Linked DNA regions of Homo sapiens: region 1 is linked to region 2. Evidence: chromatin loops called from intact Hi-C (ENCODE). Cell type or tissue: dorsolateral prefrontal cortex. All regions are shown on one strand. Each heading gives the region's core, and the rest is flanking DNA. Links, peaks and the distances in the headings are about the cores only.

Region 1 (2,929 bases), core at 269-2,768, 74 kb after region 2:
CTTAATGTGTTATTCAGGCCGCTCAATTTATCTCTTCATTCAATAGATAATGACATGGTGTTGCAGGCACTCTGTAGATGTCAGAGTTTGTGAACACAGCAGACAACATCCCTGTCCTCATGGAGTCTGCATTCTGGCAAGGACAGGCTGACAATTAACAACAAAAAAACCCCACATATATCAGCTTGTAAAAGTGTACTCTGGAGAACAATAAAGCAAGGGGAAAAGCAAGAGTGCAAATGACCAGAGGTGGATGCTTTTTAAATGGGGAGGCCAGAGAAGGTCCGTCTGAATAGGGAATATTCGATCAGATCTGAAGGAACTGAGCAGGTATGTTACATGAGATCTAAGTCAGGCTGGTTCCTGGCCAATATGAATTTTTCTCATACACTGTTCCCAACTATTAGTTATCTTCTTCCTTATGCAAATGTGGCTTTTTCTGCCCAGAATCTCCCCTCTCATCACTCATTTTGAGTCATCCCCTCCTTTGTTCAAGAACCCTCTTTGGTATTTACAGTTGATGTTCATTATTTGCAGATTCCATTTTTGCAAATTTCCGTACTTACTAACATTATTTGTAATGCCCAAATCAATACTCACGGTGTTTCCATGGTCATTTGAGAACATGGGCATGCAGAATGGAGAAAAATTTGAGTCACCCTATGTGTACTTTCCAGCAGAGGTTGAACAAAGAGATACTCTGCTTTCTTGCTTCAGCTCTCCTATGGTAAACAAGGGTCCTAGTTGTCATCTATTTGGTGTGACATTTTTCACATTTTTGTGCTTTTTAATGCTTTTTGGTGGTAATTTAGCTGTTTAAAATGGCTCTCAAACACAGTGCTAAATTGCTGTCTGATGTTCTGCAGCAAGTCAAGCAAGAAACCTGGGATGTACCTTCTGGTGAAAATAAGTGCATTAGGTAAGCTTCATTCAGGCATGAGTTATAATGCTGTTGGTTGTGAATTCAATGTTAATGAATCAATGAAATATATTAAATGAGGTATCTTAAACAGAAACATACATGAAAAAATGTTATATATTGATTAGTTGACAAAAATGTTGTGGCTAGGGGCTCACAGGAACCTAATCCTGTTTTTAGCCTAGGAGCAAAATGATTCTGTGTTTTTGTTAATTCAGTGCCAGTGCAGCGTTCCTGGTGACTTTATACAATTTTATACACCTGTGAGTAATGAGAATCAATGATATCTTCTAGGTCTTGTCTCTAAAATAATTTATTTTGAGGTACGTTACATTTTAGTACTTGATTATGCTCTAATTAATTATCTGCTACATTTGCTTCTGACCTCTTCTCTAATTGTTTTATACAGTGTTTTGGTCCATCATCACTTTGATCAGCTGTCAATTATTGAGCATCTACTATATTCCCAAAACGGGTTAGGGATTTTCATTGTCAGGACCCTGAAAAGTAGATATTTGGAAGCCATTTTACAAATTCAAACTCTGTCGCCCTGAGAGGTTAAGCGATTTGCCCAAGGTCACTGTGCAAATCATGCTAAGGAACCTGCATTTGCTCCCAGGTTTGCTTGACTCTGAAGCTTTTATGTTTTTGCACAGTTCTGGGTGCCTGAAATTCAGTGAGCTAAACTGAGCACTACACAAAGAAGACAGAAGGAGGGAGGGAAAGTCAAGGACAATTCATGCTTTGTGTTGGTTGGTAGCAAAGCTATTTTTCTCTCTGGAAGAAAGAGATGAAACTTCTGATATTCAAATGCTCACCCACCAGGCACCCTTCAGAACTCCCATCGATCAGCTGGCAAATGGACACATTTTAACGAGCACAATCACAACCAAGCAAGTTCTGGCAACAAAATATGCCTCCACTAATGATATTCAATTGTTCTAAGAAGACAAAATGGTCTGAAGTGTAATGAGATGCCAAACACACAAATGCACAAAACAGGCTGCTCATATTTAAGTCCTTATGTTTCTTGAAGTGAAAACTCATTTTAAGAAGATTATGGTGCATATATTATAAAATGGGATGATATTCTACATTCATGCCCCACTGGGGCCTTGACTGTATTAAAAAAATGAAAACAAAACCAACAACAACATTTTGTTCCCACACAAGTACTTTGCTAATAGGACATGTGATGTGTTAGTCATTTGTTTGGGTTATTTTTATTGCAGGCTTTCTAGATGCATTTACCCTTTGATATGCAGTGTATTCATGGAGTTTTTTTCAGCTGAGTTTCTGAGGGTTAGAATATTCTAGAAACAAGGGCAGAAGGTCAGGGCCATGGAAGAAAATTATAATTGATGAGGTGGGATAAGAGGGAGGAAAGGGAGGAAACAGGCTGGGATGATGTCTTCCCCACTCCTTCTGGTTAGAGTAAAGCAACGTCCACTGAGGCCATAGCCATAATTTTATCCTTGACCAAGTTCTATTTAACATGTGTATCAGTGGCAAAGATCCATGATTTCAAACACTTATTATAAGCAAAATCCTTTGTTCTAATGAAATCTTTCTAAGAAATGTAAACAAATAAAACATATAGGAATGGAAATAATATGGTTAAAGTGAGCATGATGTTTTCCAAACAATTTAGATCTCCTTTCTCCTCCTTCTCTTTTTTTTATTTAAATCAGTAACCCTGTGGGGGGCTTCTGAAAACCCCTAAGACCCCAGGAAACTGTGTGAAAATCACTGATTCAGATGAAGAAGTGAGATAGTTAAAGGTCCCAGAGAAAAGGACAGAATGGGAAAAGGAAGGGTATGTAAGGCAGGGAATGGAAAACATTGTATCTGTTTCATAAAGAGAAAGTAAATGGGGTTGGGGTGGTAACTCAGGAATTAATGAATGTAGGAAACATCCACCACTCCTAGAGCTGGTGGAAGGAAAGGGAGGAAGTGGTGTTATCAGAGTCCAAAAATACTGAGCAAAGGCCACATGGACGGTGCTGGAAC
Region 2 (2,929 bases), core at 278-2,777:
GCACTTACACACATACTATACCGTATGGTTATCTCTTTCCCATGTGGCTCTTTTCTCTTCAATAATATTGTAAACACTTACTGAAAACATTGCTGCTTTTCAGTCTCTTATAGCCTGTCTTCCACTCCCTCTATGCTAGACAAAACTGAAATATACAATACAGTTTTTTAAAATTAAGGACACAGGTTGCAGGGTTAGATTTAAGTTAGAAAATCAATATTGCCACCCATAAACTATGTAATATTGGAAAATTTATTTGTCTTCATCTATAAAAATGATAATATTCTTTCATTAACAAATTATTGTGAGGATTCAATAAGTTAAATTACATAAACCACTCAGCACACTGGTGCCTCTTAAGCATTTAGCAAATAGTTGTTGACAAAGTTGTTGTTGGTGATATGCCATTATGGTATAGTTGTGATATTGTTATTAATATTGTTAAAGACCATATAATATGAGACTGGATTGGAATTTAGAAATTATATAATCTAAGCTGCTTGTTCCTGTGATTAGAAAACTGAGGCCAGAGAGGAACAATATTAGTCCATTCTCACATTGCTATAAAGAAATACCTGAAACTGGATGATTTGTGACGAAAAGAGGTTTAATTGGCTCACAGTTCCACAGGCTATAAGGAAGCATGATGCTGGCATCTGCTCAGGTTTTGGGAGGCATCAGGAAACTTACAATCATGGTGCAAGGCGAAGGGGGAATATGAACATCACATAGCCAGAGTAGGAGCAAGGGGACAAGGGGGAGGTGCTACACACTTTTAAATGATCAGATCTCATGAGAACTCACTCACTATTATTATTGCGAGGACAGTACCAAGTAGGATGCTGCTAAACCATTCATGTGAAACTGCCCCCATGATTTAGTCACCTCACACCAGGCTCCACCTCTACCATTGGGGATTACAATCCAACATGAGATTTGGGCAGGGACACAGATCCAAACCATATCAGGAACAGACTGTCCATTGATTATTTTGTCTTAAAAGAACAGTGTTCAAGCTTCAAAGCATATGTTCATAGTTACATGCATTATGTTGCAATTTAATACTGTATTTGCTACACATAGAGCAGATTTTCCCAGTGGAAGGAATAAAATGCTATTCTCTATTTAGCATGAAAGGTGACCCTTCTGAATTTCAGAGTTTCTTTTCCCCTCTATCTGGGTATGAACTTTTTCTTTAAAATATAGACCCTAAAAGGTGTCAGAGAGCAAGCCTCTTCCTACTCTGCTCTGACTGCATGCACGTTGCACAACGCATGTATTCTCACACAGTCACAAATGTGTAGATCAACCTTACTTAGAGAATGAAACATTTGACTTGATTACTAACTGTTCACCCTGGACTATGATCTCATCACTCCAATAGGTCAAAAGTTAAGTATATCTGACCTATTTTGATAATGTACTCATAGTTAATTCTCAACCAGTAGGTTAAATGTCTTACCCAGAAAATGCCAGCCTCCTGATCTGGAGGCCACTATAGCACACTAGTAAGCCCATCCCTTCTCTGTCATCAATTGTGGCACAAAACACTGTGCTGAGAGGAAGTTTCTATGGACGTTTGCAGATAGTAAGATAAAGAGAGATGAGATCTGGAATATGAAGAATAGAAGTTTTAAATGTTGAGGCTTTAAGAGGGAGAATTAGGGCCAGTGAAAGTGGATCTCCGTAGCCTTTGTTGCTTCAGCATACACAGATCCGTAATTGTGTTATATTTGCTATAGTATTCATCCTGTTTTCCACTGATGCACTTGGGTAGATTTTTAAGGTCAATGAGCTCTTGGATGTTGCTGCAATCACCACCCCTTCTCCCCCATCATTTCTTATTCCTTGACTTGGGGCTCCCTGGGTGTCTGCGGTTAAGTGCCTTAAGAGCTGCTGATTATTGTGATTTCCTTTAACCAGCTCGACAGATTCTCTGCTTTTCCATTTTTGATGTCAGCCCTAATGTGTTGGGCCAAACACGTTGGAACTTGTTAAGATTCTTCAAATAGCTTCTTTGTGCAGGAGAAATCACAACAGTGACAGGCCCTCTGCTCTATCTCCCCGGAGCTTTTATGCATGTGCTATGCCCCCTACAGTCCCCATCACTCTGTCTCACAGGCGAACTGACATTCAGAGCCAGAACCCAACACCAACAACACTTATTATTTTTTAAAACTTCATTTCTCTCTATATTTCCCCTTATTCCGATTCAAATGCTGAGCATAATAAAGTTGCCAAAACTCTCCCTCCATTGGAGTGAAAACCATTCATTTGTTGTCTCAATTTAAGATTCCTGACTCCAAATAGAAGGATATTCTCTGTGGACATAATGGGACATTTAGCAATTCATTCATTTTCTTCACATGCTACTTATTTAGGCACTCAGCGGTTGGCAGCTTTGATGTGGAGTGGTGAAATTATAAAGACATTACGTATCATAAAAATATAAATGAAAGAAAACACAGACCCTCTTTTATATCAGGCTAAATTGACTGCTGTCATATTAAGGGTATTTTGTTTTATAAATTATACCCGTTTCAAGGTATTCCCTTGCGTGAATTACTACTTTGTCTTTTATTTCTTTTTTCTTTTTTCAACAAAACAGGCTTCCTTTTTTACAATACATTGAGGTAAAGAACTATAGGAGCTCAAATTTTAAAATTAATGTATTTGGTACCAAACTTGATCTGGAATTCACAATATGGGGCCAGCAAGTCAGTCAAGTCCTGCATGATTTGCCAAATCATGTGTTGGACATAACAAAATGACTTTGGAATCAAATTAGATTTAGGGATTCCATTTTTCAACACTTGTTTTCTTGAAAAGGTTTCACAGGTATAGTGACTTCTTTAATATTTGCTCTACGAAGCTAAGAGTATTCTCCTAAACACATTAATAACCCTTCAATAATCCATTTTATGTCTGT

What was found. Peaks named below come from ENCODE experiments on the same cell type or tissue, not always from the same donor. Only the 100,000 strongest peaks of a DNase experiment are listed, where the experiment ranks them.
Region 1: it touches region 2 in a loop (9-fold over the local background); 1 of 110 quality-filtered maps calls a loop at or near these places.

Annotation. Positions count from the first base shown.
Region 1 is chr18:38,009,526-38,012,454 of GRCh38, forward strand. No RefSeq gene overlaps it. Among named protein-coding and RNA genes, the nearest start is that of MIR4318, 350 kb to the left of the region's middle. In dorsolateral prefrontal cortex, for the core only: no CTCF peak of the experiment used is centred there; no DNase peak of the experiment used is centred there; H3K27ac peaks cover 2,031 bases.
Region 2 is chr18:37,935,433-37,938,361 of GRCh38, forward strand. No RefSeq gene overlaps it. Among named protein-coding and RNA genes, the nearest start is that of MIR4318, 280 kb to the left of the region's middle. In dorsolateral prefrontal cortex, for the core only: no CTCF peak of the experiment used is centred there; no DNase peak of the experiment used is centred there; H3K27ac peaks cover 161 bases.